Regions from separate parts of the Homo sapiens genome. Here region 2 is linked to region 1. Evidence: read pairs that join two places in POLR2A ChIA-PET (ENCODE). Cell type or tissue: OCI-LY7. All regions are shown on one strand. Region 1 overlaps ABR (ABR activator of RhoGEF and GTPase). Region 2 has its middle 35 kb from the start of ABR-AS1.

Region 1 (4,000 bases):
TGGTTGGAGTTGGGGGTGGCTATGAAGAGACGAAGTGCTCTAGGGCTCTGGGTGTCTGGATCCAGCACTGGGGATGCCCCGGAGAGTCCTGGAGCAGGGAGGATCCAAGCAGGAGGTGGAGCTGGGTGTTAGGAGGGCAGAAGGGCCATCAGAAGGGGATACTGGAGACATCCAACTGGTGGCCTCTCTCTCCGCCCAGCCAGAGCTCAAGGCTTTGCCTCACCCCGAGAAGATAAATCACTGGGGTATCACGGGGTCCCCCAGCCCCCGTGCCATGATGGACATGCACATTTTGATTTGGCAGGTCCGGAGCTCAGATTCTGCATTTCCTTTGTTTGCTTGTTTGTTGTTTTTGAGACAGAGTCTGGCTCTGTCACCCAGGCTGGAGTGCAGTGGCGCGATCTCAGCTCTCACTGCAGCCTCTGCCTCCCAGTTCAAGCGATTCTCCTGCCTCAGCCTCCCAAGTAGCTGGGACTACAGGCGCGTGCCACCATGCCCAGCTAATGTTTCTGTATTTTTAGTAGAGACAGGGTTACACCATGTTGGCCAGGCTGGTCTCAAACTCCTGACCTCAGGTGATCCGCCCGCCTCGGCCTCCCAAAGTGCTGGGATTACAGGCGTGAGCCCCTGCGCCCGGCCTGGATTCTGCATTTCTAGCAAGTCCCAGGTGAGGCCCGCGCTGCCCACACTGGATGGGAAGGACCAGGCGCCTGCAGCATCTGCCCTCCAAGCCTTCGTAGCTCCCTCCTTCCTGCAGGATAAACTCTAAACTCCTTAGCACAACGTGGGAGCCTTCTCAGAGACTGGGTCCAACCCATCTCCAGCCGCAGCCTCCCCTCCTGGCCCCACTGCCACACCCCCGGGCCTCCGGCCACACTGAGCCTCTCCCGGTTTCCCAGGATACAACACTCGCCCATTCATAGTGTGGTGCCTTTTGCACGTGCTGTTCCTCTGCTTGGGGATGCTGTTGGTCTTTCTCAGCCAGGTGAAGAGGACGCTGAATGTCACCTGCTTGAGTATCAGGACCGGGGACTGGGCACTGGACCTAGACTCTTGGCCCTGGAGAGAAGCCCTGCATGGGGCCGCAGCCTGCCCCCGTCCCTGCTCACAGAAAAGCTCAGCCTTGCAGCCGCGTGGAGTCAGACGACTTGCCTGTCCTGCTTTGAACGTGTGGTGTTCCTACCACCTTTGAGTAAAAATAGAGCTGAGAATGACCGAAGTGAAACTCCACCTTGGGCTCTGGGAGAGCAGAGGTGGGACCACGCTGGGGAGGGTGGGTGCGGACACTCCGGGGGCGGGGGCTGAGGCCATCTGCGTGGGCTCTGGGAGAGCGGAGGTGGGGACCGCGCTGGGGAGGGTGGGTGCGGACACTCCGGGGGGTGGGAGCTGAGGTCATCTGCGTGGGCTCTGGGGAGGGGGCCCTGTGAGCCGGGCCAAGCTGCCAGGCACTGGGGGTCTACGCCCTGGACTCAGAGAGACCATGGCACCCTCAAGGCTGCTCTCACTTGAAAATTTTCGTTTTGGGGCTGGACATGGTGGCCCACGCCTGTAATCCCAGTACTTTGGGAGGCTGAGGCAGGAGGATCACCTGAGGTCATGAGTTCGAGACCAGCTTGCCTAACATGGTGAAACCCCGTCTCTACTAAAATATACAAAAATTAGCTGGGCGTGGTGGTGGATGCCTGTAATCCCAGCTACTCGGGAGGCTGAGGCAGGAGAATCACTTGAACCCGGGAGGCGGAGGTTGCAGTGAGCTGAGATCACACCATTGCACTCCAGCCTGGGCAACAAGAGCACAACTTCGTCTCAGAAAAAAGAAAAAAAGAAAGTTTTCACTCTGGGCTGTGGAACTATTTCAGGACTTCCTGAGGGGTTTCCTCTGGAGCTTCCTGAGTTTCCTCCTGGACATTTTGTCTCCAGGTCCCAGCGCCAGGCAGGGGTGGCTCCCGGAAGGGCTGTGGGTGCCACCCTGGCTGACTGCAGCCCTCTCTTGCACCTCCTCCCGGCCATCCACCCGCAGGAGGTCTTCCCCCAGCACTGGCTTGTGAGGAGCTCCCTCTGCCCGGGAGAAAATGGCTCCTCCGGGTCACAGGCTCCCCTCCAGGGACTGAGGGGCATTTTTGGATTGTGGGAAGGCGCTCCAGGGCCCGGTTCTGTGGCCCCAGGCCTGTTGCTCGGCTGGGTGGAGGCACCTCTGCAGGCCGGGAGCTTGGTCTTTGAACACCTGCTTAGCCTATGACCTCCAGCAAGTTATTTATGCTCTAGTGAGCTGTGTTTTTCTCACCTTTAGAATGGGAACAATCTTACCAACCACACTGAAAGCACTGCTGAGTTTTTCAGCAAATAAAAATAAGGATGCCCCGTTAAATTAGAATTTTAGATGAACAATGAATAATTTTTAAATATAAGTATATCCCATATGGCTGGGCATATTGGGAGGCCAGGAGGATCACTTGAGGCCAGGAGCTCGAGACCAGCCTGGGCAACATAGAGAGAACTTGTCTGTAATAAAAATACAAAAAATTAGCTGGGAGTGGTGGCAGACACCTGTAGTCCCAGCTCCTACGGAGGCTGAGGTGGGAGGATGGCTTGAGCTGGGGAAGTCGAGGCTTCAGTGAGCTGAGATCATGCCTCTGCACTCCAGCCTGGGCAACAGAGTGAGACCCTGTCTCAAAAAAAGAAAAGTAAGTATATCCCATACAAAACTTAGGACATAGTAGACTGAAAGCTAGTCTGTTGCTCACCCGACGTTCATGTTCACTGGGCGTCTTGCATTTTATCTGTAGACCGAAAGCTTGTCTGTTGCTCACCTGACGTTCATGTTCACTGGGAGTCTTGCAGTTTATCTGGGGTCCCTGAGTCTGGATTCAGTGCTGTGTGTGACACTTTGCCAGGGTCCCACCTAGATGCTCCGACATCCATGTTCACTGGGCGTCTTGCAGTTTATCTGGGGTCCCTGCGTCTGGATTCAGTGCTGTGTGTGACACTTTGCCAGGGTCCCACCTAGATGCTCCGACATCCATGTTCACTGGGCGTCTTGCAGTTTATCTGGGGTCCCTGCGTCTGGATTCAGTGCTGTGTGTGACACTTTGCCAGGGTCCGTCCTACCTAGATCCTCCGACATCCATGTTCACTGGGCGTCTTGCAGTTTATCTGGGGCCCCTGCGTCTGGATTCAGTGCTGTGTGTGACACTTTGCCAGGGTCCCACCTGGATGCTCCGACATCCATGTTCACTGGGCGTCTTGCAGTTTATCTGGGGTCCCTGCGTCTGGATTCAGTGCTGTGTGTGACACTTTGCCAGGGTCCCACCTAGATGCTCCGACATCCATGTTCACTGGGCGTCTTGCAGTTTATCTGGGGCCCCTGCGTCTGGATTCAGTGCTGTGTGTGACACTTCGCCAGGGTCCCACCTAGATGCTCCGACATCCATGTTCACTGGGCGTCTTGCAGTTTATCTGGGGTCCCTGCGTCTGGATTCAGTGCTGTGTGTGACACTTTGCCAGGGTCCCACCTAGATGCTCCGACATCCATGTTCACTGGGCGTCTTGCAGTTTATCTGGGGCCCCTGCGTCTGGATTCAGTGCTGTGTGTGACACTTTGCCAGGGTCCCACCTAGATGCTCCGACATCCATGTTCACTGGGCGTCTTGCAGTTTATCTGGGGTCCCTGCGTCTGGATTCAGTGCTGTGTGTGACACTTTGCCAGGGTCCCACCTGGATGCTCCGACATCCATGTTCACTGGGCGTCTTGCAGTTTATCTGGGGTCCCTGCGTCTGGATTCAGTGCTGTGTGTGACACTTTGCCAGGGTCCCACCTGGATGCTCCGACATCCATGTTCACTGGGCGTCTTGCAGTTTATCTGGGGCCCCTGCGTCTGGATTCAGTGCTGTGTGTGACACTTCGCCAGGGTCCCACCTGGATGCGTCTTGCTCATCTTGTGACTTGCTTCTCTCTTTTGTGCCACCCCCTGGCTCCTAGAGGCCAAGCTGAAGAAAAGTT
Region 2 (4,000 bases), 51 kb before region 1:
ATATTAACAAGTCTAGAGACATTGAGTCACTGGTCTGTAGTCACACAGCTCACAAAGGACAGAGCCAGGATTGGAACACAGCTCTTTCTGGGGCCAAAGTTATTCTCTACTCCAGCTCACCACTAACTGTTAACCTCTCCAGACTATAGCTTTTCACTTTAAAATAAGGTGACTGGACTAGATAATTTTCCCGACAGACCTAAATTTTATGGACGCCAGTAAGTTAAATGAGCTGGGACTACGTACCAAGTAAGGTTAAGAGCCTGGCTTTGAATCAGAGAAACTGGGTTTGGATCCAGGCTGTAGCCACTTGTTATTTTGTGTCCTTAACCAAGTTAATTCACCTGTCTATAAGCTTATTTTCTTTTCTATACAATGGGGATCATTGTACCTCACTTGGTGTTGCAAAGGTTAAATGAAATAATGTAGCATGGGGTCCGGCATGTGGTGAGCTCCGTATAAATGAAAACAGCTACTGGTGTGATGATCAAGAGCATGCTGTCCGAGGTAGCGGATTACTTGAAGTCAGGAGTTCGAGGCCAGCCTGGCCAACATGGTGAAACCCCGTCTCCACTAAAAATACAAAAATTAGTCGGGCGTGGTAGCACGTTCCTGTAATGCCAGCACTTTGGGAGGCCGAGGCGGGCGGATCACCTGAGGTCAGGAGTTCAAGACCAGCCTGGCCAACATGGTGAAACCCCGTCTCTGCTAAAAATACAAAAATTAGCTGAGCATGGTGGCACGTGCCTGTAATCCCAGCTACTCAGGAGGCTGAGGCAGGAGAATCGCTTGAACCTGGGAGGTGGAGGTTGCAGTGAACTGAGATTGCACCACTGCACTCCAGCCTGGGCCACAGAGCAAGACTCCGTCTCAAAAAAACAAAACAAAATAAATAAGAGCACGCTGTCTAGGACCACATTGCCTGGGTTCGATTCACGGCTCTGCCACTTAACTGCTATGTGACCTTGAGCAAATTCCTCAACCTTTTTGCACCTCAGTGTTTATATTTGTAGGCTAGGGGACGATGATAATATAATATCAATAGTCAAGTAAGTTGGCGTGAAGGTTAAATAAGTCAATATGTATATAACATACCTTGAACCAGACCTGACACATGGTAACCACTCAGTACGTGTTGGTTAATTTTATGATTATCCCCACTGTTACTAGTTTGGCCATGCTTCTTGCTGAAATAGACTATAAAGGTGAAACATGGTATCTTGCTCATCTTGTTGCCTGGTCATAACCTTAATTGAAACTGAAAATCCTGTAATTTGAATAATCCAAGAGCTGGAACAGCGAAGCATCCAATTACAGACGCGTCACGGCTGCAGCCTTGGGGGGGACGGTGAGGCGGCCGCACTGTGCTCTGGGGTTGGGGTCCTATTACGGAGAAAGCCTCGTTTTGTAGGCAGCTGCCTCGCCTTCTGTTTGGCTGCATAATTGCGCCTTTCCGTTTTATTTTAAAGCATCTTGAGGAATCCAGAGCCCACTCCTGCTGACAGCAGGGAAAGCCGCCGCATGTCCCATCTCTAATGAGCCTCCATGATGCTCTGTGGCCCCACCTAGGCAGCAGGCTGGGCTGGCATCCGCTGGCTCTCTGAGCACAGCTCACCATGCTGGGCTTCATTATGGGGCTCCCTGAACACCCCTAGGATCCCCCCACGCCTGTCCTCATTGTCTCAGAGGGCACAGAGTGGCTTCCTGAATGCCGAGCTTGTTGGTAACCTTTGTGGGCTGGCAGTGAGCACGCAGAAATTAATTATTCATATCAATGGGCTGAAGGAGCTGTTGTTCACTGAGGTGACTCCCCTTTGGCCACCAGACCCAGAGTTCCCCAGGGTCTTTAGACAGGCAGAGGACAGCGCAGTCCTTAGAGACAGCTGCAACAGCAGGGTGGCACGTGGCCGGCCCCAGGCTAAGTGCAGTCTGCTGATGTGCTTTGTTTGGGCTACAGAGGGTTAAAACAAAATTGGATCCATTTAAAACCAGGTTTTACCTAGCAATCTGGATTTCTGGATTTTCTTGAAAGATGGGAAGATGGGCAATGTGAATGGGAGGCATTAGTTAGAGCCGACGGGCCCCTTCAGGCTGGACGTGATTTTGCCAATGGCGTCAGCTTTCCTCTGGCCCCTTTCTCCACTTCTGACGTGAGAGGAGTGAGTCTAGTGCAGGGAACAGAGGAAGACTCGGAGCTGGGTTTGCGGCTGCCTCTGCTACTCACTCCTGCGTGACTCTAGGCAAATGACACAGCCCCTGTGGGCCCCGCTCTCCTCCTCTGGAGCAGGGGGTTATAACAGCTTCCCTACCTCGCAGATTTGTGAGAACTGAGCAAGTTGATATAAGGGCTGAGCCTGGCACATAGTAAGTTCTATTTAGGTGTTCAGTTTCTTTCTTTTTTTTTTTAGTATTTATTGATCATTCTTGGGTGTTTCTCGGAGAGGGGGATTTGGCAGGGTCATAGGACAATAGTGGAGGGAAGGTCAGCAGATAAACAAGTGAACAAAGGTCTCTGGTTTTCCTAGGCAGAGGACCCTGCGGCCTTCCGCAGTGTTTGTGTCCCTGGGTACTTGAGATTAGGGATTGGTGATGACTCTTAACGAGCACGCTGCCTTCAAGCATCTGTTTAACAAAGCACATCTTGCACCGCCCTTAATCCATTTACCCTGAGTGGACACAGCACATGTTTCAGAGAGCACGGGGGTTGGGGGTAAGGTCACAGATCAACAGGATCCCAAGGCAGAAGATTTTCTCCCAGTACAGAACAAAATGGAGTCTCCTATGTCCACCTCTTTCTACACAGACACAGCAACAATCCGATTTCTCCTTCTTTTCCCCACATTTCCCCCTTTTCTATTCGACAAAACCGCCATCGTCATCATGGCCCGTTCTCAATGAGCTGCTGGGTACACCTCCCAGACGGGGTGGCGGCCGGGCAGAGGCTGCACTCTGGGCACTTTGGGAGGCCAAGGCAGGCGGCTAGGAGGTGGAGGTTATAGTGAGCCGAGATCACGCCACTGCACTCCAGCCTGGGCACCATTGAGCACTCAGTGAACGAGACTCCGTCCGCAATCCCGGCACCTCGGGAGGCCGAGGCTGGCAGATCACTCGCGGCTAGGAGCTGGAGACCAGCCCGGCCAACACAGCGAAACCCCGTCTCCACCAAAAAAATACGAAAACCAGTCAGGCATGGCAGCGCGCGCCTGCAATCGCAGGCACTCGGCAGGCTGAGGCAGGAGAATCAGGCAGGGAGCTTGCAGTGAGCCGAGATGGCAGCAGTACAGTCCAGCTTCGGCTCGGCATCAGAGGGAGACCGTGGAGAGAGAGGGAGAGGGAGAGCTCTTTCTTTTCTTTTTTTTTTTTTTGAGACAGAGTCTTGCTCTGTCACCCAGGCTAGAGTGTAGTGGGGAGATCTAGGCTCACTGCAATCTCTGCCTCCTGGGTTCAAGTGATTCTCCTGCCTCAGCCTCCTGAGTAGTTGGGACTACAGGCACACACCATCACGCCTACCTAATTTCTGTATGTTTTGTAGAAATGGGGTTTTGCCATGTTGCCCAGGGTGGTCTTAAACACCTGGACTCAAGCAATCTGCCTGCCTCCACCTCCTAAAGTGCTGGGACTATAGGCGTGAGCCACCCCACCTGGTCAAGAGCAATACTTTTTTGGTCTGAGTATTTTATTTGGAGAGAAATAGAACTTGGCCATTGAGCTTATATACACCGAGATAGCTGCCACATTACAGGGAAAAACTATGTACAATCAAATATATATATTTTTTTCTTTGAGGTGGAGTTTCGCTCTTGTTGCCTAGGCTGGAGTGCAGTGGCACGATCTTGGCTCGCTGCAACATCCGCCTCCCAGGTTCAAGCGATTCTCCTGCCTCAGCCTCCCGAGTAGCTGGGATTACAGGCATGTGCCACTACGCCTGGCTAATTTTGTATTTTTAGTAGAGATGGGGTTTCTCCATGTTGGTCAAGCTGGTCTCGAACTCCTGACGTCA

Evidence for each region. Peaks named below come from ENCODE experiments on the same cell type or tissue, not always from the same donor. Only the 100,000 strongest peaks of a DNase experiment are listed, where the experiment ranks them.
Region 2: POLR2A ChIA-PET joins it to region 1 with 7 read pairs; 5 of 35 experiments call an interaction of 5 or more read pairs at or near these places.

Annotation. Positions count from the first base shown.
Region 1 is chr17:1,163,357-1,167,356 of GRCh38, reverse strand. All of the region lies in intron 1 of ABR (ABR activator of RhoGEF and GTPase), which reads left to right. Among named protein-coding and RNA genes, the nearest start is that of ABR, 15 kb to the left of the region's middle. In OCI-LY7, CTCF peaks have their summits at 1,804 and 2,004; a DNase peak (open chromatin) is centred at 2,106; H3K27ac peaks cover 857 bases.
Region 2 is chr17:1,214,585-1,218,584 of GRCh38, reverse strand. It overlaps a transcript of ABR not described here. Among named protein-coding and RNA genes, the nearest start is that of ABR-AS1, 35 kb to the right of the region's middle. RefSeq lists an enhancer at 1,241-2,238. In OCI-LY7, no CTCF peak of the experiment used is centred here; DNase peaks (open chromatin) are centred at 1,774 and 2,234; H3K4me3 peaks cover 1,807 bases; H3K27ac peaks cover 3,427 bases.